2 separate regions of the Homo sapiens genome follow, and region 2 is linked to region 1. Evidence: chromatin loops called from intact Hi-C (ENCODE). Cell type or tissue: PC-9. All regions are shown on one strand. Links, peaks and the distances in the headings refer to the core of each region. The heading gives the core; the rest is flanking DNA. Region 1 has its middle 620 kb from the start of LINC02342. Region 2 has its middle 670 kb from the start of LINC00364.

The links. A loop is a pair of places that touch in the nucleus more often than their neighbours do. Peaks named below come from ENCODE experiments on the same cell type or tissue, not always from the same donor. Only the 100,000 strongest peaks of a DNase experiment are listed, where the experiment ranks them.
Region 2: it touches region 1 in a loop (2.2-fold over the local background); 1 of 110 quality-filtered maps calls a loop at or near these places.

The regions. Positions count from the first base shown.
Region 1 is chr13:68,246,705-68,262,365 of GRCh38, forward strand. No RefSeq gene overlaps it. Among named protein-coding and RNA genes, the nearest start is that of LINC02342, 620 kb to the right of the region's middle. In PC-9, for the core only: no CTCF peak of the experiment used is centred there; no DNase peak of the experiment used is centred there.
Region 2 is chr13:68,039,332-68,054,992 of GRCh38, forward strand. No RefSeq gene overlaps it. Among named protein-coding and RNA genes, the nearest start is that of LINC00364, 670 kb to the left of the region's middle. In PC-9, for the core only: no CTCF peak of the experiment used is centred there; a DNase peak (open chromatin) is centred at 8,770.

The DNA of each region.
Region 1 (15,661 bases), core at 6,282-11,281:
TTCTCTCCCTCTTCCCACCCTCCACCCACAAGTAGTCCCCAGTGTCTGTTGTTTTCTTCTTTATGTTCATGAGTTCCCATCATTTAGCTTCCACTTGTATGTGAGAACATGTGGTATTTGGTTGTCTGTTCCTGTAATAGTTTGCTGAAGATAATAGCCTCCAGCTCCATCCATGTTCCCACAAAAGACATAATCACATTCATTTTTACGGCTGCATAGTATTCTGTATTGTATATGTACCACATTTTCTTTACCCAATCTGTCACTGATGCACATTTAGGTTGATTCCATATCTTTGCTATTGTGAGTAGTGCTGCAACGAACATTTACATCCATCTGTCTTTATGGTAGAATGATTTAAATCACTCTGGATATATACCGAGTAATGGTATTGCTGGGTTGAATGATATTTCTGACCTCAGGTCTTTGAGGAATTGCCACATTGTCTTCCACAATGGTTTAACTATTTTACACTCCCACCAACAGTGTATAAGTATTCCCTTTTCCCCACAACCTCACTAGCACCTGTTATTTTTTGACTTTTTAATAATAGTCATTCTGACTGGTGTGAAGTGGGTATCTTTCAATTTGCATTTCTCTAATGATCAGTGATACTGAGTTGTTTTTTTTTTTTTTCATATGCTCGTTGGCTGTATGGATGTCTTATTTTGAAAGGTGTCTGTTCATGTCCTTTGCCCACTTTTTAATGATGTTGTTTTTATCTTATAAATTTGTTTAACTTCCTTATAGGTGCTGGATATTAGACTTTACAACTTTGAAGTTGAATACTTGGATTTATATTTTATTTAAGTATAAGCATTTTAAAATACGCTATGCCACATGCCCTTGATGTTGTCATTGAGATGCATACCTGATGCAAATGTAAAATTATCTAGATTATTGGAAGAAAATATAATGTTGATTTTTCTCTCAATTATCTGGACATTACAAGTAAAATGTTTTATCTATGTTGCTTAGGTTTTTGCTTAAGAAATTTTTAAATTTTGCTGCTGTGGAAACAGCATTGACTTTAGGTACCAAATTCATATACTTAAGACTTCATTAGTTTCTTTACTATCACTTAACCTTCAATAACCTGGAATTTTTTGGGTTTTAGTTACTTCTTTAAAAATGTGAATAACAGTACCTAACTTATTAGAAATGTCTAGGACAATAATTTAAAAGTCACCTCGATTTTTTAGAAGTGTTTTTATAGTCTTATCCAAAACAAGAGTCCTCAATCCAATAAATCTTCAAGTCAGCATATTATCTTTCAAGATATTTTGTGAAATATTTTCATTAATCAGTTTAAAGATTTATTAAAGTATCTCAAATCACTAATTGCTACCTATGTAGCAATTTTTCTTATTAAACACCTCTAATTGTAATAATGGCCAAGATTACTGATTTATATAAAATTACATCCATGTCATTACTTTTTGTTCTTTGTTTAAAGGATTCTATGGAGTCTCATCTAGAAAATTTGAAAGTAATATGTGGTTGAAAGCAAATATATTAAATTCAATTTGAGTAGAGTGACTACCAAACCAGTAAAACTTGACTATAAATGATGAAATCTGTTAACTTCTTCAGGAAAAAACTTTTTTTTCTCTGTAAATAGCAGTGATTAGGTCACCTTTAAAGCATAGGACAATGGAGAAGCAAAAAGAAAAATGTTAACATTGTCTTAGGCACTGCCCAGGGGAGAATATGCCCCGGCTTAGGAACAACTCCTTAGGTCTACACCAATAACGATGTGGTTAGAATTTTTTACTGACTTAGGCTGAATGCTACAAAAGCAGATCCTGAGACAGGGACTCATGTACAAGTGATATATTACAAGAATCTGGTAAGAGAGTGGGAAGATGCTGTTAAGGATGAGAGAGAAGTTAGGATAGAGTGAAATGACAAGATGAGTCTGGTTTCAGTGTGACTTTAGCTGCAGAAATTTATGCTTTAGAGTTGTCTTGCACTGAGTAAAGGGAGCTGGCTTTCATATTCTCAGGGACAAAAACAACTAGAAACTTCTAGCTCTCTGCATTTGTGGGTGAGGGACGGACACTCTAAAGGTTCATAGGCAGTTCTCCACAGTGAGCCATAGGAATGCACTGTTAGAAGTAAATGCCCTCCAAAGTTAGAGGAGGGGGCACACATAAACAGAAAATGGGATCTGGGAGTGTCTGGGTGAAGCACGACAATGCTTTTACCTCTCTTCTTTTTTTCGAGACAGTCTCGCTCTGTCACCAGGCTGGAGTGCAGTGGCACAATCTTGTCTCATTGCAACCTCCACCTCCAGTCTTCAAGCGATTCTCCTGCCTCAGCCTCCTGATTAGCTGGGACTACAGGCACGTACCACCATGCCCAGCTAATTTTTGTATTTTTAGTAGAGACGGGGTTTCACCACGTTGGCCAGGATGGTCTCAATCTCTTAAACTTGTGATTTGCCTGCCTCGGCCTCCCAAAGTGCTGAGATTACAGGTGTGAGTCACTGTGCCTGGCCCTCTCTTTTTAACTTCTATAGAAAAGTCTGGCTGTCTGAGTTTTGCAGCAGTTTCAGATCCATTAAAATTTATAAGCCCATTTCTGTGGCACTGATTGACTACAGAATACTTAGTTACATCATACAACCAAAAAGAGAGAATACACTACATTTTATTTATAGGCTGTTCAACAGTCAAGTTACTTTTTAAAATAAAAATGAAAAGGGGACTATAATTCTATCTCAAATTTTTTGACTGAGTAATCATTAAGGAGTGTAAAAAAGCATGAGTTTAGGATCCTAAACCACCACTTTAATAAAAATATTTTTCTCCTTACAGGAAAGCACACTATTCTAGTTAGATATTATCAAATGGAAGTGTAATACAATGCAAAGATTGTTAGTCTTTTTTAATGTTTATTAATTTATTTTTTAGAGGAGATAGGTTCTCATTGTGTTGCCCAGGCTGAAATGAAGATTTTTAAGTTTGTTGTAGAGATAGTGTCTTGCCATTTTGCTCATGCTGGTCTTGAACTCCTGGCCTCAAGAAACACTCCCTCCTAGGCCTCCCAAAGTGTTGGGATTACAGGTGTGAGCCAGTGCACATGATCAATGATCAGTTTTCATTGTATCATTGAGTAATTCTAGGAACCTAGGAATATTTCAATTACCTCTTCCTGTCCTTTGTATTTTTATCTCTAAAATAGGGATGATAAGTGCTGTCATATCTATTTTACATTGCTGTACTTAACACGTACATTTGTGTCAAAATAATACATTATTTTAAAAAGTTAAAAAGAATTATACACCTCTATTGATGCATCATTATTATAAATAAGTTTGACAGAATCATGTCTACATTTGGATGATGGACTTATATGCCAGACTAAAGTCAAATGACAGAAAAAGATATATTAATAAAGTAGTAAGAAATAATTTTAATTATATGCATGGATCGTATCTCTGATTTCATAGTTACCGTGTACCCCAAAGTGATTATGCATTTTCTTAAGGTTCAGTGAATTGAACAATTCACTTTTTGGTAATAATTATCTTGGCATTATTAAACTCTGGAGTTCCACATGGAATGAATCTGAATATTGGCATCTATATTTACAACACATCTATACCTCAATAAGCCTAATTTTTGCCTTTACAATAGTTAATACTTTGATAGCTGGCAATCTTTCTAAATACTAAATAGGCAGTAAACAATGACTTTCTTTCAAGGTAGTTGGGAAGAATTGCAGTCATATCTCTAAAAGATTCATCATTTACTTTCTTTTTTTCTTGAGTCATGCAGGAGTAAGTTCACAGACAGCTACACCCATAACTGTAAGTTAAGCACTTCATCTTCTACCATATATTATATGAAGTAATACATTTTCCAATTTCTTTCAGTGTAAACTAATAAAATTTCTATACTGGCCTTAAATTCAGCAATTCCACTAAGTTGAATAATTTTATCTTCACTCTGCAGTTTCTTAGACACCTCAGTGTATTTCCTGGGTTTCTCTTTGTTGGCAGGAGTATTTATGCTTTAACCTAGGACCAGAGATACTTTTTAACCAACTTGATCTTTATTATATTGGTGTACAGGTTACTACTTAGGCAGAGATTAACAAGCCAGTGAAAGTGCTCTCTGGGGACAGTGAGTCTACTGTGTTGAGAGGGTCAAATGCATTATCCATTTCAAATTCTAGAGGCCAGAAAACAACTTTAACATGTTCCACCTCCCTCTGCAACCACTGTTACATTGTATACCACTGGATATGCCATGCTTTCTGCCATTATTTTATTTTGTGAAATAATAAAAATTATAAAGCATTACACTTTCAGCAGAATTCAATAATATTAAGTTCTTATTGTCTTTCAAAAAGTCTTTGAGTTGTATAATAGTTTATTCTATTTTTTTATTTTGAGAGGAAAAAAGCATCAGTCATTTATTTTAATGTGTTTAATGTAAAATGTTTTGCAGAAAAAAATCAAGGTTTTTAAGGTATTAAAAGTGAGTAATTAGACAATAAATGTGTTTCAAGATAATATATTAGCACAGTTTTATTAGAAGAACTGCAGTTTTATTTGTCCAAATGTCAATATTTATAGATCTGAAAAATAATTTTTGCTACTTAGAAGTGTAATGGATAATGAAAAAATATTATTAAGATTTGGCAGGCTGTTTCTTATAGAAAAAAGGGTTATAGTATTTATTTATTATATTATTTGGTCCAGCTGTAGGTGGAGTCTAATATTTTCTTAATCCAAGTGTATATTCTATCTTTACCATGACTAAAAGTGGAAATACCGGCTTAAGGGATAATTTACACAATTTTAAAGTAATGCTATCACATAGCAATATTAAAAATATTAAAGTTTTTCCTAATCAAACTGCATCTCTCAAAGTAAAATATTTGGTTATATTCTCAAGTATTTATATGTAATTTTTCTTCTAAAATACATTTATCACTGGCAGTAATTTTCCTTCACCATATCTGATCTATCAAATATAAAATGCAGTAAAACTTGAAATTGTTTCTTGTCAAACCATGGAATACACAACATTTCAGTGCATATTGTTTATTTTTAAAAGTATTCTTTTCACGCCTGTAATCCCAGCACTTTGGGAGGCCAAGGTGGGTGGATCATGAGGTCAGGAGTTCGAGACCATCCTGACCAACATGGTGAAAACCCATCTCTACTAAAAATACAAAAATTAGCTGGGCATGGTGGCACGTTCTCAAATCCCAGCTATTTGAGAGGCTGAGGCAGGAGAATCATTTGAACCTGAGAGGCGGAGGTTGCAGTGAGCGGAGATCATGCCACTGCACTTCAGCCTGGGTGACAGAGTGAGATTCCATCTCAAAAAAAAAAATTATTCTTACATCATAAAGTCTATAGTTTATAACATTGTATTATGCACTTGGAATTTGTTAAGAGAGTAGATTTTAGGTGCTCCCATCACACATACACAAAAAAGATAACTATGTGAGATGATGGATATGTTAATTGGCTTCACTGTAGTAATCATTTCACTGTGTGCACATATATTAAAACATCATCTTGTATTCCTTAAATACAAGTTTAAGAAAGAATATGGCTACAGGTGAAAGATGATTTAGGATTATCCAGGCTTCCCTAAGATAAGCCTGCACAAGGCCTTAAAATAGGGAACTAGAAGAAAAAGTTGCAGTCTTACTGGCAATGTGAGAATCACCCAAACTAAGCCCATTCACCAAGTGTGGCCTGAGAGCTGGGAGGGATTTGACTGGACTCCCTGCTGCCTAAGAGTTCCCAGAGCTCCCTCCTGATTGATCTGGATGTTTTAATCGTTCCCTGTATATCCCCAGGACTCAGGATGATTCATAGCATATAGTAGGATATTAATAAAAATGTGTTGATTAAATACAAAAAAAGAATAAAAATAAAACTATTTCAAAATTATTTAAATATTAAAATATACTTTGCTGTTTTGCTAAGAGTTGTACTCTTAATAGTTATAAGAAAACAAAAGCCTATATATTTTCTGTGCCCATAAACTTTCCTTTCCTCTCTCATTCAAGACATTCACTTTCCTTTGAAATCTGACTTCTATAGCCCTAATTACTGAAAATGTTAGAGCATTTTAACCTAATTTTGCTTTCTTATTAAAATATACCACACTGGTTCATATCCAACTTTTATTTTCCTATCATTTTCAGGATAACTTCTAATTCTGCAATTTCACATCAGCAAAAGTAAATGGAATAAAACAAATTCATTGCATGTTTTATTCCTAATAAATAATGACATATATTCAAACATATTCAGTTAAATGTAGTAACTAAAATTATGTGAAAAGATGTGAAATTTGCTGAATATTTTTATAGATGAAAAATTTTAGGTAACTAATTTTGCTTCCTAATAAATGGAAAATAAAAGTCAAGTGTTTTTTTTTAGTTACTTTCCACATATGTTATTTATTTTTGCATCATTATTTTTTAAAATGATCTAAACATGACAAAACCAAAAACTGAATATGAACATTAAAATTAACCAAACCAATTTCCTAATAAGTCAGGTGCTACTTTTCAGTTGCAGATTTTTGACACTGTTCACCTAGTCTCACCTCAACCAGATGTTCATAAAATCTACATTGTCACAACTTGTCACTCTGGAATTATTCTTGCTTCCACAGGTGTCATATAAAAGTCTTGACTCTCTGAATTTTGTGCTATTGCTTCACATGAACTTGCCTGGTTATTTTGCTTTAATACTTGACCTTGTATTATATATCTTTCTCTTTATATATCTTTGACATTTCAGCTGGACTTTGGAAAGAAGTGAGTCTGGCAATGCTCTTTTTTGTAAGTCATGTCTTTGACATTGTTCTGTCTACTGACCTACTGCTTATGTAGACTTTTCTCTGGTTCTACTCTGTTATTTTCTTACTGTGTTAGAACTAACAGCCTTATTATGGCTTTTAACTTTTTACCCTGTAGTTGGTTTTATCCTTGATTGTCACTTTCCAGTAATTTTTTGTACTTACACTGATATGTTTAATTTTACTGAATCATCAGGTTTATATGAACTCTCTTAATTCCAGGTCTTTATTTTACATTTGCAATATGGAATGATTCAAAACATCAACAATTATTAATTATCTGTTGAATTTACTGCTGATCATGATGGAATGACATGAACTACTAGGTGTACCTTCCCATTTTAAGCATGAGAAAACATAAGAAAACAAAATATGTCATGTTCTTTTATTAAAAATCGTTAGCATTGATCCTTAACAAGAGAAAATCCTAGTGTTATTCCATGTTACCTCCTAGAGGGTATCCAACAGAGTCCAGAAGGCTCCCTGAGTTGAGGACAGAGTTCAGAATTCAGGGAGGCTAAGTCAGTTAGAATTTACAGAACAGACTAGAGAAGAAAATAAAGCATCACTCTGAGGCAAGAATTGCAAAGACAGAGGTCCAGAGATCTGCACACGACTCATTTGATATTTAAATTGAGTCCTGATTAGTACCTGTAAGAGGAAATCACTTGAAGCCAAGGAAACAACCACTGGTAATGAAACATCAGAATAATTATTAGAGAACAAAGAAGATGTCTTAGAGTGTTTTCTGCTGCTATGACAACATACCACAAACTGGGTTGTTTATAGACAAAAGATTCATTTAGCTCATCGTTCTACAGGCTGGAAAATCTAAGATCAAAGGGCCTTCTCGTTGCATCATAACATGACAGAAGCGCAAGTGAGCATGGGAAACAGAGAGAGAAATGAGGCCAAAAGTATTGTTTTATCAGGGGCCCTCTTTCCCTGTGAGGGAATTAATACATTCATTAGGACAGACTTCTCATGACTTAATCACCTCTTAAAGATCCCACCTCCCAAGCATTGTTACAATGGCAATTAAATTTGAACATGAGTTTTGAAGGGGACATTCAAATCATAGCAGAAGGTGAACAATATTTCATGTTCCCACCAGCCAGAGTGAAAAAAATCTCATAATACATCAGGCATCAGGTAGAATATTCAGAAGGACTTTTCCTCTGTATAAAGTAAAATTTAACAGTAAAGACTGCTCTGGTCTTGCCTAGCAATAACTAGATGCAAGCTTAAAAAGGATAAAATTGATTCCGTGTAACTTAACTGCTTCCTGAAATAAAGCTCAAGTATATTTGAGAGAACACAAAAAGATCCAGCTACAAACAAGGTAAAATTCACCTATCTAGCATCCCCCCCAAGTTTATCATGAATACAAAGAAGAAGAAAATACAATCTGTAATGATAATACAAATATGTCAATAGAAACAAACACAGAAATGACAAAAACAATAGATTTAGTGAACAAGGACAATAAAAGAGTTAATATGACTATATTCTATGTGTTCAAAAAAGATATAATCATTTATACATTAAGAAGAAAAAATCAAACTTAAGTTTGATTATGTTTTTAAGTAGATAAAATACATCAAACTTGTTAAGATGAAAAAAACAATTTCTGGCAGGAAATATACATTTAATAGGATTATTATACATCAGAGGAGATTACTACAAAAATGAAGATTAATGAACTTGAAGACACAGTAGAAACTGCCCAGGAAAGGAGAGAAAAGACTGAAAATAAGAGCAAATCATCAGTGAACTGTGGTCCAATTTCAAGTGCACTATTTTATGTAAAATTATCATCACTGAAATAGGAAAGGGGACAAAATACTGGAATAATAAATGTTTTCAAATGTGGTAAAAATAAAAATCTTTGTATCTAAGAAACATAACAATTACAAATGAAAATAAATAGAGAAAGCTATACCAAGGTCCATTACAATTCAATTAAAAAAAAAAGAAAAGTAAAGTAAAAAAGAGAAAGCTTTAAAAGCAGCCATAGAGTGAAACTACGTCTCTACTAAAAATACAAAAATTAGCCAGGCATAGTGGCAGGTGCCTGTAATCCCAGCTACTTGGGAGGCTGAGTCAGAATCCCTTGAACCTGGGAGGGAGATGCTGCAATGAGCTGAGATCCTGCCACTGCACTCCAGCCTGGTCAACAAGAGCTAAACCCCATCTCAGAAAGAAAAAAAAAAAAGCAGCCAGATAAATTAAGTTATATTACCTATAATGGAAAAAGATTATCAACTACAGCAGACTTGTAATGAAAATACTGTGAGCAAGAAACTGAAACAACACAATTAAAGTCCTGAAATGGGGGTGGAGTGTGAAGTTAATATAAAATTCCATTTCTAGCAAAAATATATTTCCAATATAAGGATTCAAAAAAAGGTAAAAATGTGGGTAAATCAAGATACTTTTGCTATTATTTTTTACATCACTTTCAATGATAATTAACTAAAGTAAACGTAATGACAATGTACTGTAAGATTTATTACATAGGTATAAATAAAACAGCAGTGCATAAGATAGGCAAGAGAAAATGGACATGTTTGGTTGTAGGGTAAAGTTGTACACTATTCCAAAATGGACTATATGTTAAGTGGTAGAAGATTGCTTGTGTAAGTGAAAAATATATTTTATATACTTAACATAATTAATAAAAATAGGACAGAATTGAATCATATATAAATAATGCACTAAGATAAGGAGAAAAAAGTGGTTAAAAATGGATGGAATAAATATAAAACGAATACTTACCAACGATAAATTGACCACAGACTTATCAATAATAAAATTAAATTTAAAATGTCTAATCTTCTCAATAAGAGTCAGAGATTGTTACACTGGATTAAAACATAAGTATCCAATTACATGGTGGCCACAAAAAACACTTTGAATATAAAACCACAAATAGTTTAAAAGTGATAGAATGGCAAAAGATATAAAGTGTTAATTCTAAACCAATAACAGCTGAGTGGCCAATGAATATCTGATTTTAAACAGTTTCAGAAAGAATATTTTCAGGGATAAAGTCATTTTATTGTAATAAAGGGTTAATTAAACTCGAAGCAGAAGACAGGAAATGATAAAAAGATGAACAAAGGAAACAATGGACTTGAAAACAAATTTTATAATAAAACAATGAAATAAAAAAATTGGACTTTTGACAAGATTAGTAAAATCTTTACACTTCTAGTCAGACTACTAAAAAAATAAAAAATAAAAAAGACATATGATATTGAGACAGGTAGGAGGGAGAGGGTCCTCAGAGAATCTCCAAGGAGCCTGCGCAATGGGAATGAGCACTGGGGTGGAAACACAAGTTCGTGCCCTTTGCAGTAGAGAGGAGCCGGCCCTTCCTTCACCTGTGCGGAACCTGGGATTCACAGGCCTAGGCAGGAAGCACTCTAGCAGGAACTCTGGCCTAGTGGAGTCTCAGTCACCATTAAAATTGTCTGCAAGCCTGAATTTCTGGGGCCATGGGATGGACAAGGACCCCATCCTTAGCCGAACTAAGTAAAGTCCTACAACATTTTTGGCGTGCAACGTCGGGGCTTGAGAAGCAGTGAGTGAAATGGGGACTCAAAACCTCTCACTGTGGGTTCTAAGCCTTTCCATCCTCGGACTTCCGAGGTTAGAGGAACCAGGCCCCCAACTCCCGTTGCGGCTGGGAGTTGGGAGAAAGGCCCTTACTGGGGACCGACCAACCAGCAGCAGCTCCCTGTCCTTACCTGCTTCATGCTGGGGCTGGGACGCGTGGCTCAAGGGTCTTCGCAGAGCCAGCTTGCGGTCTTCTCCTTCCCCTACCCCAGCCAAGGGGTTCTACTCCATTGGACAATAATTGAACTAATCTCCATGGTGGACGAATCAGTTGCATAGGAATGAGAGGCTCTTCCTCAGGTATTTTTAAACTGTTTCTTTTCTTTTCTCTCTACCCTGTCGGTAGTTAACTTTTAAAAGTTTCATTTTCTTTTAGAAGATGTTGTGCTAGACTAGGGACCTCCAACATCTATCACTATATTCTCTGGAAAGTTTTGGTTGTGAAATCAAGCCTCCATCTTGTATTACATCCTGAGGGCATGGCTTGTAACTCCCCCCGCAGGGCTTTGTTTAGCAATCCTGCCCTAGGGAATAAGATTCTTTCTGGTTTGATATATGCCTGCTGTCTTAGCCCTGCCTCTTAAAGGGCCCCACACAGTGACTGAGTTTTCTTCTGTCTGTCTGTGTGTGTACTGTGCGTGATGTCAGTCAAAAGAGCTCTGATTAATTTGGTCTGAAGAAAGGCAAGCGCTTGGATCTAATATTTTTAAAAGGAAAGTTAAAAGTTGTGGTACCTTCCGCTTCACGTGTTTGTAATGTTTGAGAAATAAAAACAGCCTTAAAGATTATTGGTAAAATGCAGGTGTCATTAAAATGTAAATGGGTGAACTAAACTATGCAGGTCAGATGTAAGGTTTGCTAAGTGTTTTGAGGTTGCAAACTGGTTTTTGGGTTTTGAAAAGTATTTGATTTGCCGGCTTCACAACTGATAAGGCCCAGGGAATTTTGGAACTAACCATGCCCTTAACTAAGAAGGTAAACCTTGGCTGCAGCTAGCACAGCATTAAATAGATTTACATACTTACATGCAAGGTACGTGAGAACAGTAAAATGTGTTTTTGTTTGTTTTTGTTTTTTTGTAAAAGGTTATAAGAAGGCATGGAAATGTGAACTTTTGCCTAGGGTTAAAGGATTGTTTTAAATTAGGAAAATTCTGAAGGTTCAAAGAAGTGGTGGAAGAATTGTGGAAATTAATCTTGCAGAAGAGGGTCTCTATATGAACGTATTAGCTAAATTCAGAAGGGTATTATATGGTTTTTCTATCAATTGACAATTGAAGTAAACACACAAGGTATTCTTAAAACACTATTCTGCTCTTTGGCAAAATTTATAAAGGGTTATAAAAGGTTTTTGCTTCTTTAAAATTTCTGAGTCATCATTTTGGCAAAATAAATAATTTATGGTTACCTGGAATTCTGTTTCATAACATCAAATGCTTTAAACATATTTTAAAGGCTTCCCCAAATCAAACTTAAGTTACAAAATTGTCTTTCCTGACACCTGGCTTTTTGGATACTTCCAAGGGCCCCTGGAATGTCCAGAAAAGAAAGGTAAACAGGATTATCTGATATAATGCTAATATTTGTTCCAAAATTGTATGGGATTTCTAAAATTCTAATTCCTGAGTACATGCTATCAATCACAATTAAGGTTGTTTTGTTAAGTAATTGTAAAACACAAAGATAACCAAACTTCTTTGTCAGTTGTGTTTCTCACTTTAACTACCCTGAACATTTTGCTATTCACAGACAATTGTCTTGATGTATGCTTTTCAAAAGATGGCTTATAATAAGCTGTAGAACTCTGATAGGTGTTCTCAAATACAATTTCTAAGGTATTTGAGACAATCAGGTTCCTGATAACTTTGGAGAATGTAACATTGGAATAAAGGAAAATATACAGGACTCGTGAAGAGATGAAATGTTCACAAATATCAAGCGAAACAAGAATTAACTAAGTGGACTGAACTCAAGAAGCTGAAGCAGCCTTTTGGACTTTTGCTTGGAATATTGCTTATCCTTGTTTTGTTTTTCAGAGTCAAGGAAACTTATTTTAAACTATTTATGGACTTTAATAATTAAGGTATACTCCTATGAACCAAATTTGGAGCAAGATTATTTCTCTCTGCTTGGTTCCTCTAGAGTTTGGAAACTATCTGTGGGTATTCTTAACTTATGGCAATACAGTTGTTTGCATCAGTGCAATAAGAATTCATTTTTTTCTTTTGCAACAGGACACAATTGGAAAAACTAGGTATTTTACCAAGGCTTTGACTGCAAGCGTATGCTTCCCTTTAAAGAGTCGATCTTGACTTGCAGAGCTGATAAAAGCCCTGTGGGGAGGTTGGCGTCATACCCTTGTCTATGCAGTCCCTGTACAGGGTTCCTAACCTGTGTTCAGTAAAGAATGTCACTTTCTAACAGGTCCAGGAGCTCCAAGTTTATCTTGGGACCTTAAGAGGAAAGGATCACCCAACTCATAGGTGTTTGAGGATAAAACCATGGGTGGGCTTGGATTTAAAAGGTTTTATCTGAGATTCCTTGGGGAACAGAGTTCCATCAAAGCCAATCCAAAAGGCCTATGTAAAAATAAGTATTCTTGCTGCACTTTATGCACATAATCAGGTCAATTATAAGACTAAAGTCTATTTAGCAAACCAGTCTGTCCTATGATTATTTGTTTCTTAACAAAAATGAGGACTGGAGAGAGAGAAATCCTGTTTCAAAATTTATCATATATTTGTTATTAAATTCTAAACTTACTAGATGTTTTAAGTTTTCACCTACATTTAGATTAACCCTGCTTGTTCCTGTAAACCAACCAGCAATCTCTGATTGCAGCTGAGAAAGAACAAAAGGGATGGGTAATGCGGAAACCTGGATTGATATTCTAGTTCTGAGCAATTATCCTGCAAATCCTGTCAGGCAATTGGAATAAATAGGATGTCCATCACTCAGAAGTTTCCTTTCCATAAAGTAAGACCAAGGGAGCTAACCAAAGTCAAGCACCATGCACCCAAATCTTAGCAAGCATAACTATAGCTACCAGTTATCTGGGTGTGTCACAAGACATCCTTTTATCTCCCTTGTTGGAGGAGGACTCAGTTCCACAGTTTTACCTTAGCATTTGGCTTACAATAGGGAGTCCGTGCAACCCCCTGAGACACATTTTTGTTCCAAACTCACTTCCAAGCTTTGAGTCACAGCCCTAGGAAAGAAAACTGGATCTAAAAGATCCAGAGGCAGATGGCAACAGAAGTTAAAAGGCACAGTGCAGGTGAGCATAGCTGATTCCTGCTGGTTAAGCCAAGGCCAAGCTTCCCCTTTAATGGATAAAGGCCGTATTAGTATCCATGGCATAAATGAGGTCTAGGAATCTCCAAGGCTACTCTGATGGTAGCGGGGATAGAAGCATAGGTGAGAGGGGATAATTCCTATTCTCTAGGCCTTCCGTGCTTCATGGGTGCAAGCCGCTTTGGCACTCATGGTGGGACCTGCCAAGGTCGCTGGAACTCAGGGATGCAAGGATGGAAAAGGGAAAGTGGATGCTCTTTCCTCTCTCCCTCATGTAGCCCGGTATCTGCTGGGAAGAGAAGGAACCCAGGGATGCCTGCCCCCCTCTTTCTAGATGGGTAGCCATTCATCTTCAGCCTGTACCCCTTTCAAATGCATCCTGAACCCCTGGAACTCCTTTAAAAAATGCTTTCTTTTTTCTTCTCTCTTCTTCGGTTCTCTCTTCCCTAATAGGTAATTGTGTCTCTGTACTACAGGACACTCCTCTCAGATGCATCCTCCAAATTGGAAAGAGTTAATTATTCAAACCTTAAAATGGTTGACTTAGGATTGGGCTCAGGGGAAGGGAACCCAGAAGCCCAACATGCCGGCAAAAGGGTAGAGTTTCTTACCAATCAGGCTTTTGGCCTTCCTGTGCAAACTGGTGAAAGGCCTTGGAATTTTTGAGATTTCCTTACCCTTCCCCTTGTTTTATTTTGATACGTGTTTTCTAATAGCCCATTTTGTCTGTTCTTGCCTTCAACCCGTCAAACTCCAAACAATCATGCAACCAGAGCCTCTGATGATGGCCCCATCTGCTGGGAACCCTTAAATAGGCCCAGGAGGGAGCTCTGACTGCTGTTTCCCTAAAACAGCGCCCCCTGTCAGAAGGAGCAGTTAAGATGGATCTTCAACCTTATCCTTATTCTAGTGGCAGTTAGATGTACTTCTTTAGAGTGGGAAGTAGACAGCCAGGTGAGAGGGGGTCCCCAGAGAATCTCCAACCAGCCTGCGCACTGGAATGTGCACTGGGGTGGAAACACAGAAGTTTGCGCCGTTTGCAGCAGGGAGGAGCCTGGCCCCTTTTCTTCCTGTGTGGAACCCAGGATTCAGACAGCGAGGCATGTAGTGCTCTAACAGGGACCTTGGCCTAGTGAGAGTGCCTGTTTCCCCCATTTTTCCTTTTCACCCAATAAAACCCTGTCTTACTCACCATTCAAATTGTCTGCGAGCCTGAATTTTCATGGCCGTAGGATGGACAAAAACCCCGTCTTTAGCTGGACTAAGGAAAGTCCTGCAACAATATGAATTATCAATATCAGAAATGAGATAGAATACATTACTTCACATATGACAGATATTAAACTCATAATCGGAAAACACTATAACAATGAATTAAACAAATTTGTTAAAATGAATGTATTTTTAAAATGTGCAAACTGCTTATACTTACCATGAAATAGATAACCTAAATAAATCTAGATCCACTAAGGAAAATGAATTTTGTAACTACAAAAATTATAAAACAAAACATCAGATCGAGATGCTATCAGTAGTGAAGTGTAGCAAACATTTAAGGAAGATTAACACTGGTTTCATACAAATGTTTGCAAAAAAATGTTTTAAAGGAGGAAGCAGTTTCTGTTTTATTCTGTAAGGCCAGGATTACTCTAATACCAAAATCCAAAAAATGTAGTGGTGAACAGACTTTAAGGTGGTTCTCATGATTTTCATTTACTGCCTTTGTGTGTGGAAAGGACCAGTGACTTGCTTCTTATCAAAGAATAAGACAAAAGTAATGTGTCTAGCAACTACAAGAAAATGAATTTTACCAGCAGCCTGAATGACCTTAGAAGAGAACCCTTGTCCATTTAAGCCTTCAAATAAAAGACCAATAATGGTTGACAATTATAGATTGCAGAAGATGCA
Region 2 (15,661 bases), core at 6,744-11,743, 210 kb before region 1:
TAGTGATTTGAGGGTGGAAGAGGTGATGCTGCAGGATGTACTTCCAATAGAGCTTTTTTAACTTAGTGCTTGGTGCCTTAACATACGTGAGTGGAAGGCTCCACTCATCTGGATCTGATGTTCAGAAGTGTTAATATAGTCTCTCTAGCATAATGACCTCTGCATAGCTGGGATGCAACTCAGCTCAGTTTTACAGTGCATAAGGTGGAAACTACATGGCATTTCATGACCTAGGCTTGAAAATTACATAGCACCACCAGCTGCTGAACTTAGTTTGTCAAAGCAGGCATAAAATCACCCTCATCCAAGCCAGAGTGACATAGTCTCAACCTCTCTATAGGATGTGCCACAATGTGCGCACCTATTTTCTAAAGCCCTATAACCCACCCTGTGCTCACAAATTATTTTTATGCTTCCTGCATATAAAATAAACTCCCTCCCTCCCATGATCCCCCAAAAGTCCACCCCTTTTATGACATTAGGCTCAGGCTTAAGTTCTAGGATTGCTTCATCGATATCAGGTCAAAATGCATATGAGACTCCTCAGTCTTTGTTCTTTAGTATAACTTCTATCAATCTGAAAACTAATGAACTAGAGACAAATTACCTGCCTCTCTCATAATGAACATAAAATGCAAGAAAAGACATTGCATAACTGTAATAGCCCATAAGCAAAATAGCAAAAGGGAAGGTGCTCACTTTTTGTAGCAAATCTGAAATCAAGCCAAGCGGATATAGCTGGGATTATTATTATTATTATTATTATTATTATTATTATTATTAGACTCCTGTCTTACTTCCTGGGAATGGTTGTCCATGATTTTAGGCAGAGGAACTAACTCTCCACCTTAGTCATCCTTGCCTTTCCATAAGAAATACAACTATAACAGATAATTTTCTCAGTCCCCTTACTACCTATCAAAGTTTGGGGCTTCATTTTAATGTTTTACTCTGTTCCTTTACTCCAAGCTGTGTTTTCAGAGAGTGTTTTATAATCTTCTATATAATTCAGTCCATTAGACTAAAGCCATACACACAAATCTCACTGAAAGTCACCCTTCTTTACTTTAGTTTCCTCTGAGTTTGCTGTGAGAAAACAGCAAGAAGATTCATAATAATCATATTGTTTGAGAGAAGAACCACAAAGCACACCCTTCAGAACTTTTTTTCTATCTGAAATATCTTATGATGCATAAGCTTAAATCTTTTTCATAATATTGCCTAAGGGATTTATAGTTACAGTCTTGGCTAAATCTTTATCCTGACAGTACTTTTCATTTTATCTTAATATTGTGTCTTATTTAAAGCATCTTTAAAGGAATCTTATCCCAGGACAGATTTCAGATGAAAGATAGCTTTATTTTTGAACACAGCATGTTTAATTACCTTTATAATTTTCTCTAAATTTTTCCTGAAAATTAGAGAATTTCATCTTTACCGTGTCTCTAGATTTCTACCACATAATATGCAGCCAGAAGAAGCCAGTTCCGCTTCTACCAATGACGTGTTCACTTTCCATAGCCAGTTTCTGATAGTTCAACAGACATATTTTTTACTTTCCACTTAATGCAGGTAAACATTTGCTAAATGTAGTGTAGTAGATTACAAGGGTCTCTGTTCCTGCAGTTTTTATAACATTTTTCTTACTTGAAGTTGTCATTAACAACCTTCTGGGGGCCTATCAGGCTTCTGTTAACAGTGTCTTCAAAACTCTACCTCATTCTGCCTGTCACGTGGTCACAAACCCAGTATTATACAGTTTCAGATTTTTCTTACAGTAGCCTCTCACTTCCAGGTAACTTGGTTTGCATGGAACTTGGAGGAATAGTGCTGGAGTATCCACTTCCAAGGCAGTTTCTTTACCATGATGTTTGGCATATTGGTTGAGTTGGATGGAAGGCTGGAATTAGCTGGCAGAGAGCTGACCTATGAGTTCTTCAGAATGGCAGCGTCATGGTATTTGAACTTCTTTCATGATAGCTCAATGTTTTGGCAAAATAAATGTCAAATCTGCATTACCTTTTAGGCTTAGAAGTCATTTCTGCAGTTGTATATGGGTCAAAGCAGTGGCAAGCCCATTCATGTTCAAGAATTTCAAAAAAATTGGTGGCCAGGTTCTAAGATCACCATATTGGAAATTCCATTTATACATGTAAAGCATCTGAGAGACAGAATGAGTGGATTTTATTTGTTCCTTTTTGGAAATAGGGGTGGAAAAAAGGAACGGAATAGGAAAAAGGGACGTAAGGACCATAAAGTTAGCTGATTTCCTCAGGATAACTGCAAATAAGTGGTGGAACTAGAAAATAACACTACGTACTCTTTTTACTTTTCTGCTACTTTTGGAGTAAAGGGAATGGAAAAGAATAAGTTATGGCTCAAATCAGTTTGTTTCTCAATATGTCCAAATTCAGCATGAAAAGGAAAGAAATGGTAAGACAGAAAGCCCAAAGTAAACTATGCTTTTCTGAATATTTTGTTGAATATAGCTCAAGCTTTTTGAGAACTTGTTTCTCTTGGTATATTGCATTATACTTAACTTGGGAAGTCTTTTTTCTGCACATGCATCTGCTCTACAAATAAATTATACAATTCTCAAGGACAAAGTAACTGGTTAGTTTATATCATTTTCCAACATTTCCCACAATGAGTTCATAAATGTTAATTCCATTTTGGCAATTACATAAAATGTATAATTATTTGGAAACAATTCACATGCTTTTTCTGTCTTTGTAGGCATGTGAATGTTCAAATATGAAACATTTATATTGCATTAATATATTTTACATTTTATTAAATGCTCAAAATTATATATTGACTAAATTTTGGATATAAACTTAGTAAATCCCATAATTAACACACCATACCATAATAATCAGGACAAAATAAAATGTCTGATATTGACCTACTTTTGTTTTCACTAAAATAATCATAAATTTTACATTCATATTATTATAGAATTGTCTAGAAACAAGTAATGATCTTTTATACTGTTGCCTTTTTATTTTATCTTAGTTCACAGAGAAGCTACAGACTAAATATAAATACATATGTATGATTTGTAAATCACTCTTCCCTACTTATTTATTGAGTAAAATCATTGAATTTGCCAAAGTTTCACTAAAAAGTGTGGAAAGACAATGCTCATTTTGGCAGTATACAGTTTGCGTCAGTTAGCACAACACATCAAATGTGATTTATAACAGATGGTGATACAAAAGCAAAGTAGGGTTTCCCTTTTAGTGCTTTTATATTTATGTGTCTATTTATTGGGGAAGAAAACAGCTAATCTGCTAATATTTTAAGATGGAAATTGAGTTTTAAGAGAAAAAATTCTGAAAAAAGGATTAATTTCAATGTTATGTTGAAGATACCATAAAACTGTAGAAATAAAAATAAAAGCTCTTCAGTTCACAGTCTGCTGTGTATAGCAATGAAAAAAATGGCAAGAACAGTTGTAAAACTTTGTGTGTGCAAAACCATACTCAAAAACGATACTCATTCAGAGTATTTTCACTAATGCTTGGCGTATGATGAATAACTGACCTAAGTTCATTGCTAACACCGAATAATGTCTTGGCAAATAAGTGACAATGACATAAATGAACTCAAATATACAAATAATATCACTGATTTTTTTATCTTGTATACAAATCAAAAGTGCTTTGGTATATATTTTTTCTTGCTTGAATCTTATGATAGTTTTGTATCTTTTATTCTTAGTTAAGAAAATTGCAGTTTAAAAAGCAATTTATTTAGTTTATTGAGCAGATATTTTGTGTTGTGCAGATTATGCTTCACTGTACAACTTTCAAAACTATGCCACATAATCAAAATACAGGAAAAGTCAACTTCAGAAAGAACAGATTACCAAAGCACTAACAGAGGTAGTTTTGTTATGATATTGGTAGAGGTTTAAGCTTTGGGATAGCTCTACACTCCCTTACATAAAACATCCTAAACTAGGCACATGTCTCTGGATGCCCTAACACATTTTAGTTTGAATGTATTTCAGAACCCCCACTGGTAGATTCTCCACGTCATCATATGGAGGTATAGTCATCAACACTGTTTTACTTTTGTCTTGTGATTTAGAAGAATCTGTGGCCATCCTGGAAATAAACAGAGTGACATGGTGACAATTGTGGATCCTCTCCTTTGGGATAATGCACTGTGTATCCCATTGCAAGTGCTTCTCAGACATCAGTGCAACGACCTCTTCAGTAATCTGACCTAAAATGTAAGAGACTTGAGAGCAAAGATCATGTTTTGTTCATTATTTTACTCCTAGTACCTAGGACAGTCCCCACCAGCAAATGCCTGTTCAGTGATGGATATGCTAAAATCTCCTTTATTATAGATGCATTTATTTCATGGAAAAATAGAAAGGTTACGCTACTGAGGGCTCAACAGCTTTATGAATTAATATAGGGCTTCTCAGAAACAGTAAATATTTCTAGCACTAATCTCCTAAGAATAAAAGGAGTGGGTTGTCCCAAATAGTGCATAGGTGATGAATCTGGATGGCTTTAGATAAGAGCAGAGGAAATTGTCTATTTATCACTGACCCTAAAATGAAATTCAAATTGAATTTATGTCTACTTTATAGATGGTGACTAGGAACAAGAAAATTGAGACAATTGAAACCACTAGAATAGATTATTACCTGGAGATATAATTAATAGTCCAAATTACATGATGTCATGTTACTCTTTGTGCAAACTTCTGTAGATGTTGATATATGTATGTGGCTTTTAGGTATGAGTTTTACTGTACCATAAAATAATACAACATATTTTTCCCCATTTAATAATTGATTCATTATTTACCCTACAAACAATCATGCATAAACACACTTGACCCTCCACCACACACATACAAACCTTTCTTATTATTGTCACTAGGTCCTTTATATATTGGGGTCTTGACATCTTTCTTTTATTATTAATACAATTTTAGCATTATTAGAGTTGCATTAAGATAGCATTAAAATCTGATTAACTGTGTGAGTTCAATTTTTTTAAAAGCAGTTTTTTTTTTTAAATTTGATAAGGAGTTTTGCTATTTTGCTGACTGGTCTCAAATTTCTGGGCTGAAACGATCCTCCAGCCTCAGCCTCTGGAGTGGCTGAGACTACAGGTGCAAGCCCCATGCTAAAAACAGCAATTTTTGGAGGGGAAAACACCTCAAATACATTACTTTCCAAAAGTCTTTGATCATTAACTTTTATAAAAATGAGAACACCTTAATCTAAAATACAAGTTGAAGAAGTTATTAAAAAAATAAATTTAAAAAGAGAAGAACCATGTCAAATATAGAAAAACTAATGCAAGCAAGAGTGGGGAAGGGCAGTTAGAGACTGCTAGGGAATCTAATATAATACACACACAAAATCACTCTTATAGTTTAAGACTCTAAGTATGTTGAATTATGTTGATAAAGTTGAAAGAAACAATAGAGTCTGAAGCCAGAAATATATTACTAAGAATATTAAAACATAGAGGCATGTCTGGCAAACCAATGGTAATTCCTGTGCCACTATTTTAAAATTATTTTACTGGACATGAATGGAATATATGCCATATTATCATGAGGTTGTTCCCTAGTATCAATTAGGTAAAGTAAAAAAAGTGTTGAAAGAATACAAAGTTCTCTTTGATTTGACTCTGACCAACCAACATTCTCAGACTCAACACCTAAGCAGATCAAACTGTACACTTTTTCTTATTCTCTCTATAGCAAACTATCACCTAATCCAAAACCATCCGGCTCATTCCTCATCCACATGCTCCACCTTCAGTGTCAAAATCTCTGGGGAATCCTCTTATGACCCCCTCAGTTAGCTGAATACCTCTCAGTTTTCTCTTCTGGACTGTAAGTCATATGGCATCATGGGTTATTTTTTCTTCTACTCACTTGGCACAAGATGAAGAGAGAAAAATGTATCCTTCCCTGCTAATTTGTACTTTGTTTCTTCCATGTTCCTGTATTGGGACCCATCTCCTTCCAAGATGAATATTCATCCTCATAGACATACAATACCGCTTAGTGTTACTTCGTTGGCATAGCATAGAATACACAGAATAAATGATTATTTGATATATAAATGAATTAAAGCATTTCTATCCTTATTTTACTTAAAGAAAAATTAAGTTATGGAAAAAATGATTAGAATTCTGAAGAACATTTTAAAATCGAGGTTATATGATTTCTAACCTATAATAGGGTAGAAATTAACTGTGAATTAAGCAAATAAATTAATCAAATAAAAATTATTGGTGTTTTAGAAATATGAAGTGTAGTTGAATCTATTTGTTGTCATTTGCTTCTCATTAGCTATTTTTACCAAATTGTCTAACAAATATGTCTGAGTTTAATAATTTTTTTCAAGAATGATTTAGTTTCTTTACATTTTAACTACTTGTAGGTAAGTAAATTTCAAGGTAAATTTACTAAACGCATTCAATGGCATGGATTTAGTCAAGTTATGTAGAAGAAATAACACAGTACCATTCAGCAGATAAGAAAAGGGGCTAAGAAATCAGAATCTGTATATAAACAGATTCTTGGTCAGCTCTCATTCCTGAAATTTACTAACCTGTAACTATGGACAAGATTATACTGACCTTTACCATTTGTACAAATGGGATAATATTAGTCCTTTCTACTTAATGCATTAGAGGGATTGAATGAAATAAAATTTACAATAAATTTCCACAGTGCCTGGAACATGATAGATGTTCAATAAATATAAGCTATTATTAATTTTAATAAAGTAGGAGCTAGCATAACTAATAATAGACCAATAATATTTTTAAAAAATCAATCAATTCTAACTAACCAGACTTTCTAGTTGAAGATCCAGGATACACACAGTTATTAGGATTATGTTTTGCAAAACAGATGAAACTCTATGTGGAAATTGGAGACTAGGATAGATGGGTTCCACTAATGACCTTGGTGAGAAAAAACAATCAGCAGAATCATTGATCCATAAAACATGCTGCAAGGTAGCCTAAAGGAGATCTTTGAAAAAAGAAAATGAGCACAAAATAAAGAGGCACAGAATTACAGAAGCAACTGGGTGAAAGCCATTTTGAGAAGTTTTGAATTGATTTTTATTTTTACCGTGATGAACATTTTTAAAAATACATTGTGCAATTATTCCTTTAACATCAAAAGGAAAGAAAACAAATGGGATAGGTGCTGACTGAAAAAGCAATTCTACCTGTATCACCAAATAAACCATACATAGTATACTTTTATATTAACAAGTGTTATATCAAAGACTATATAAATAGCAATATGCTTTCTTTGTTATTGTGTCAAATAAATATTAATGGTCATGAAGCAATCTGTTAGGAAGGTTGTTAGTATTCATGATGTAAAAATTTACTAATTTTTAAGTGATATCCATTTCCTAAGAAATATCTTTTTCCTAAAAAAGATAGTAATTTCAGAAGAGTGGCAAAGTGACAGTGGGCTGAAGAAAACATGTAACTGTGTATTGCACAAAAGGAAAATATTCGATCCATTCTGTACCCATAATACAATTGTAATTCTACTACCCATAAGCAGAGTTTTCAGTAAGCCTACAATAATGTTGACATTTCTGTCTGGGAATGGTTTCATTTCTAATGGCACAAGTAAATGTTTCAGCCAAAAGAGCACACCACCATTCTTTAATCAGATATCTATGCCTTTTAGTTGAGTAGTGAAGTCCAATGATCTAGAACCTAGTAGTTTCAGTAAATGCTGAAATAGTCTTCCACGGAAAGGTCCAGCCAAATTATGTGTTTCAACACTGTGATGAGCTCATTCTTAGATAAATCTCTCTCACTAGGCTTTCAGTTTTAGGCAGTACTGAAATTCCTTTATCGCAAAAGAGCTATGAAATAAATACTTTATAATTGCATAATTGCAAGATTTTAGAAGGCATTTAAGAAAAAATGATATAGTCTAGAAAAGCAATTTTGAACAAAGAAATTATGTGAGCAGATAAGCAACAAGAGGATATATCCAAGTACAAAGTACAAACTAATTTTAATTTCAAACAACAAAAAAGAAAATGATTTTTAAGAGTATTTTATTTTAAACTGATTTCATAATTATATAAAAATTACATGAAAAATAGTACAAATAGTTATTTTATATTCCTCACTCTGCTACACAGCAGGCAAAAGTTTTGAGGAGAAAACAGGGCTTAGATATTCTCAGTAGCTCGCCCAAGATATTTATCAACTACAAAGGGAGAAGGGAAAAATAGTAACTTTACAATGGAGAAACATAATAGACACCAACTAAACCAACTGATTAAGGTAAACATCTAACAAAATTTTCATCACCAGTGTGTCAAAAGAAAATCTTGTTTTCAACAAAAAGAAGATCTATCACCAAATGTCCACAACACACCCTTTGGGTATTATATAATGAGAGTCTTATCATAGTTTAGTAATAAATTAGACATCAAGAAACCAAAAAGAAGCTATTTAACAGATTTGACTGTACTTAGAAATGTGTTTATGTGGGTCTTCATAGAGTTTTCAAGATTAGTATATTTTAACTAAATCAGGTGATTTTTTTTCTTCTTTTTCTTTCTCTATTTTTTTTTTTTTTGTCTTTTCAAAACCTGGAAAATCTGGATACGCTAGCTTTGCATTCCCTCCTGGTGACTGCCACTTTTAGACAGAGAGAAGTCTGCAATGAGTCCTAATCCCCACCACTTCTATTGACTCATTTCTTAGCCATTTTACTTGTTACCTGTCTGGTTACATGGATGTAACCCGATCTGTGGGTTAAGCCTGTGTGCCCAGATATGTAGTACTATGCCACTTTGGAACCCCTCCCACTTTCTGGTCTGTGTGACCATCGTTTTTTTTTTCTTTTGAGCTTACAGAAAAAATAAGAGAGGAAATATAACTTAACACTTACCTCTGAGATGATATAATTAGAATGAGATTGTAAAAAAACTATTAACTTTGTATTGATGTATCTATGTATTGTTTGGCATGTTAAAATGAATATGCATTATCTTTAATTCAAAGGGAAGTCTCGTAACAAGGATACTATTAAAGACTAAAATAAAGACAGAAAAGGAGAGAGAGAAAAAGAAAAAAAAAAGAGAAAGAATTAAGTTGTCACTCTGATTGAGAATCATGGTCACATGCATCCTACCAGGATCAAATGTGGGAAAGAATTTCACATAAATGAGTCTAGTTTTGTCTAATGTAAGTCATATAGTTAATATTAAAAACTCTTAACAGGTAGCACATCTGGGAAAAGGGAAAATGCTGTAATTTGAGGACACTAAATTCTTTCCCTTAAAGTGTTAAGAATTTATTGGTAGAATAAGAACAATTTTTACAGAAGTTAAATATGAAATAAAAATAAGCAAATAAATAGCATAGTTTAAATACGAGTGGCTATAATTTTCTAAATAATGTAATAGACATGTTTAGTACTTAAAAGTTATTTTTTAAGTTTACTAATTCAACTACGTTCACAACCTATTTAGGAAATAAGCAAGTAAGTGTCATCACTCTCGTATTTCAGATGAAAAAGAAAACCAGATAAAGATGCTCAGAAGGCAGTATAACCAACCATGTTTATACCAGGCTAGAAATAGAAGCAAAATTATCTGATTTCTCCCTAGACCACAGGCCCTTTTACTATAATGTGATGTCTTAGAAACTTTTGAAAATGGTCAGATAGTGGAGTATTTAGTTTCATTTTTACAAGATTGAGACAGATTCTTAAAAAATTGATATTTGAACTCTAATTTAAGTGGAGGCCTATTAAGTTATCTTTAGAACATTTTCTCCTAATAGTTATCTGGCATTAGTCAGCCTCATTAGGATCTCCTGGGGTTGATACAGCCTCAGATTTGCAGTTGACAAAATACAGATTTTTTTGTCCCTGTCCCATAACTGAATTAGTAGTTCTGGGGTTAGCATTAAAAAATGTGGATCTATAAAAAAACTTTCTAAGATTAAGGAACTTCTGACGTTTAAACAAATGTGGGAACTGCCAGCTTGCTAAAACGAAAAGGAGAGAAGAGATAATTCATGTATATTGAAAATGTGAGAAAAAATAAGAATTTTGAATGGGTTTTGTTGTAAAAGGAGACCAATGTGCAGACAAACTTGGCTTGAATGAAGAGTATAGGACTTTAATCTGGACAAGGTTAAATGCATGGATTTTAAAGTTGCTGTCAACTGGGCTCCATCTGGCCATGATTGTGCTGCTCTGAGAGTAGATTTTCTTTCCTCTCAAGGTCAGCGTCAATGTAGTCTTAAAACATCAACGGGAGTAAATTTGATTCTGCAGTAGCCTGGGGCTATTGCTTGTATTTTCTGTAGTTCTATGCCTGCATCTATTCCCAAATGCCCATTCAAATAATCATTCACATCATATATTAATAACAAAACTTGCAAGGTTAGACACAAAGTTTTCAACAAAAGTGCCCTGAGAAAAATAAATCCTAAATTTAATCTGTGAACTTTGGAATAATCAAAACTCTTTAATCAGTGGTTAATATTTACCTTGCGTTGTTTTAGGGCAAACAGTTTTGCAAAGTGGAGGGGCAGCTGAAGGAAGAATGTAATAAAAATCTTGTCAAACAAGAAAAATATTTAATAGGCCCCACGAATTATAATGCATGTTTGCACTAGTGTTAAATAGGAAAATTTAAAAAAAAATTCATTGGTGAGAGAATTTAGAAAAAAAAGATTTGAAAATATTTGAGGAATAAATGTAGAAGTAGATAACTAGAGAAATGTCAAGAATGTCACTGAATTTAGTTTTCTAACGAAGTCATATTAGATATTATTTTAGTCAGATGCTCTTCTTTTAAAACAAGGGAGGCCCAGAGAATAAACTTATTTTAGGAAATATTGATTAGTTTACTTTTCAATATGTTAAAAAGTTTAAGGTGAACAGAAAGCTAGATGGAAATTGGAATGGTTTAAAGACGTGAATGTTCAAAAGTTGACTGTTAAGAAGTGGTTATGCATAAAAGTCAGACCTGGAAAGGACAAAAGTGGTTGTTGATATTTTACATTAAATTCTGCAGTGGTTTTAAAACATTGCCCCAGAAGTCTTTTGGTATTCTCCCATTGAGAGGCCATTTTGAATTTGGGCTGACCTGTGACTGCTTTGACCAATAGATTACAGCAGAAGTGACTGCCAACACCAGCTCATTCTTTTAGGATGCTTTCTCTGAAAGATCTCTAAAAAATCATAGCCACCAGGCTGTGAGAAGCTAAAACCATATGAAGAATCTATGTTTTGGCTCTCTGGTCATCAGTAGCTGCTGAACACATCCTATAGCCTCTCAAGCCCAGGTCCAGACATATAAGTAACAAAGACATCTCAGAGGTGGATCCCCCAGCCTCAGCTCTTCTACCTCTTTCCTTTTGAGTATTTTCAGCTGTGATGTTCTTTCTAAATTCATGGAACACAGAATCCATGACCTTAATAAAAAAAATAAAAATAAAAATAAAAAACTTTAGGACTCTGTATTATATAGTAATAGTAATAGGAAAGCCTCTGTTAATCATGCCAATCATTCAGATCTTTCCAACTGAAGCCTCAGACAAATGAAACAGACAGGAGTCATAGTGCTATGTCCTGCCAAAATTCCTGATCCACAGAATCCACAAGCATTACAAAACATTTTTATTCCACTAAATTGAGCAGTAATAACTGAAGCATATAGCCTTTACAAACGTGATGAAATTCATGGATGTCTTCCCAACAGTGCACTGTTACTCAAAATATTGCTTAGATCTATTTCTCTATGGTTCTCAAATGTCTTTGTTTTTATCATACTAATAAAAATAGTTAACATTGAGTAGGTGCTTATGGGCAAATTCAAGAGCAATTTATCTGAAAAAATTGAACAGTCATTCACAATAAAATACTCTAGTTATCCTTATTTAACATATACAGTGCTAACATATACCACATGTACCAAAGCTCTATAAGGTAGGTATTATTATTATTAGTCCAATTTTACATTTAAAGAAACTGAAGCTCAAAGCAATTAGAAATATTTTCCCAAATTTATGGGATTAGCTATGGAGAAAGTACATAAATGGATAGTCCGTCTTGAAATTTATGCTGTTAACTCCAATACTAACATGTCTCTCAATTAAACCTAGAGAAGAGAGCTACCTCAACTAAGACTAAACACTTGGTTACAGATTATGTTTAGACTAAATTCAGGTTTCTTGACTTCAATTCCATGCTTTTTATTCAGTCTGCCTCAACAAATGACACTAATAATTTTTCTACTTTTCCATGTGAAATAAACAGTAATTAAGTTAATTAAGATGTGTTTTTCTAAAAATGTAAGGCTGAAAACCCTACACAAGATGTACATTGGGCATAGCAGGATACCAATCAGGGGTCATTAAATAAAAGCAAGTTAATTAAGGACATTAAACTGTTTCTAGATAGGGTGATCTGACCTAAAAAATACACAGCCTTTTCCTGCTCTATTAAATTTGAATTGTGCCCTTGTAGATCCCTGCCTTTTGGAAAAAGCCAAAAGATAACTGGAAGTAGAAAATTAGAACATCAGAGGATATTTACAATCACAGAGGAATGTCTTATTAAATGTGCCTAAATAGTTTTCATTCTGGATGTTTTAACAAGAGAGAAGTGCTTATTATGAAAGACAAGTGCTTTCCTCCTCCTGCCCCTCAGGTTGATGTTCTTTCACTGCGAAGGATGCATGGAAACTGAAAAAAAGACATACAGAAAAAAAGAGCTATGTCAGCTAAATGAATTGACTTACGTTCAGTTAATAGACAGCTGTTCATGTTAATGCCCTCTCACGCCGTCTTTCACTAGGCTACATTCAGAGAAGAGGTATATTTGCACGTTTTCTTTCCCACAGTTCCTTGGGCATGTGTTATCTCTTTTGCATCATCAGTTTATATTTGAGCTAACAGAGGCTTCCATATTAGGCAATTTATATGACAGTTGGTTTGGCCCAGTTGTTTTTCAAGTATCTTTAATATCATCTTTATTCTATTATTTGTGCTTCTGATAATTTTAACCAGGAAGATATAAACAACTTTTGAAAAAAAATGGCACAGCTCTTTTCTATTTTAATGCCCTTTGTTGTCATTCCTGTACTCAGTTTTCTTTTGTAATTAAAAAATATTTAGTACAATCAGTGATTTATTTCCACATTTAAACTTGGAAATCCTCTTCACCAATATCCTTATCAATTTCTTTCTTATTGATAACATGTTCATGCTGTAAATTGCTTTAGTATTATTAATTTCTTGCCTCCTTTCTTCTAGGAACTGTTGAGCAACTGATTTTTGATTATTTCCTGAGTTGTTCTGCAGGCTTGAAAGGATAGTTTCTTGTTGGTCAAATCACAGAAAAGTCTTATACAAGAATTATCATCGGGTCAAGTTCTCAGACTTACATTGTAATTAATTGCTTAGCCTCATTACTTCCACACTATATAATAGTTTTACTCTTTGTTCTTTCTATTAAACTGGTTTTACTTTAGAATTTTGTTTCACTGTAATGAATGCCATAAGAATATTCTTTAATTCGATCATTATTATTATTATTATTTTGAGACGGAGTCTCACACTATCGTCGGGGCCGGAGTGCAGTGGTGTGCAATCTCGGCTCACTGCAACCTCTGCCTCCTAGGTACAAGGGATTCTCCTGCCTCAGCCTCCCGAGTAGCTGGGATTACAGGCGCCTGCCACCATGCTTGGCTAATTTTTTGTATTTTTGAAGAGACGGGGTTTCACCATGTTGGCCGGGCTAGTCCCCAACTCGTGACCTCGTGATCTGCCCACCTCGGCCTCCCAAAGTGCTGGGATTACAGGCATGAGCCACCGCGCCCAGCCTCGGTGTTTATTTTTACAAACAAGATAGCTCACATTTCCCTCCAACACCATTTTAAAATAAAGCTTGTCATTTCTATTTGACCTTTTGTTATCTCTTCCTGATTTTCTGAGAATGATTTATACTAAATATTATATCTTTTATATTGTGTACATATATATGTTATTTATAATCCCATATCTGAATATCTGAATTCCAAAATACTCCAAAATCTGACTTTTTGAGCACAGCACTGACATGACACTCAAAGGAAATGCTCTTTGGAGCACTTTGGATTTTGGATTTTCAGATTAGGGATACTTTACGGTTTCAAAATCTGAAAATCTCTGAAATCTGTAACATTTCTGGTCTCCAGTGTTTTGGATTGGGAATAGTCAATCTGTAACATACATGCATATTACACTGTGTTTTCTTTAATTAAAGTAATTGCATTAATTTGTCTAAGCTAGGGATGTATCAAAAGTACATATTTCATTTTGATCCTTAAATCAATTTTGACATATTTCTTCTTATGATTAAATACACATGATTCATAGAAGAAATAAGGTCCTCCACTGGGATCTTTTTGTTTTGTAAAAGACTTTCATTATACAGCTCTGTTGGCTATTTATCCAGACCCAGCTCCTGTCATAAACCTTTATGCTTTATGTTACAGTAATAATGAATTATTTGCAATTCCTAAAATATCACAATTGCATTATATAATTCCAATTGTTGGCATTGAAGCCAAGGACTGTGATTTTTCCATAGTTATTGTCTCAGCAACTAGCAGTATGGTGGCATAAATATCTGTTGAAACAACAAACAGCTTTTCTTTCACAGTAGTTACTACATAAATATTTGCTGAAAGAAATTAATAAACAGCTTGTCTTTCCAACATTTCTTGTATTTGAAATACTTCCATCTAATCTTTCTTTATTATCTGCATGCTTTCTCCTAAGTATGAGCCATTTACTCACCAATTTGAGTTTTATTTAGCTCCACAATCTTGAAGCATTTTAGCATGGCGAGATGATTTGAATTGCCTTAATGACAGTCAGGCATATGAAACAGGTTTGCTAAATCCTACTTTTCTAGACTTTTTCGGGGACCCTAGAACAGTATTTTGAAATAGCAATTATAACAAAATTATTTCAATGTATTAATATATACATATTTTTAAATTCTGAGCAGGTGTTGATTTTTTTTTATAACAAGAAACCTTTCAGAAGTGAAAGATAACAGATTTACGATCCTTGTCAATAAAGCAAGTATTGGCAATTTCACTTAACAGTTTTAATGAAGGAATTGTAGCACCGAGTCTGTTGCAAAGTTCTTGATAAAAGTGCTACTCTTTGTGATGAAAATAATTATCACTGTAGAGTAGGCATAAAAATACCCCACAATAGTCAGACACCCAGAAATAAAAGTTAGAGAAATTTGTGGAAACATGATTGAATGTGCATAAGATGACTTAATCTAGGTCCAATTACTCTTATTTTAATATCATTTAAAATGAAATCATATTGGGCTTCAAATGGTTTTTCATATCTAGAGTCAGTGTCATAACAGCAATGACTGCCATTAGTACAGGTAGTTTATAGCTCAAATTTTTACCTTTGTATTTACCTAGTCTCACTGTTTTGCGCTGTCTCCCTTCAGTCCCTTGATTAAATGATATCCTGTACATTCCAAAAAGCTCAGTGCAATGTTGGTTTGGGGAGAACTCAATGGAGCTTATATAATGATGCATTTGGTAATCAGTTATGGCAAAATACACAGTTATTAACCAGAAATTATA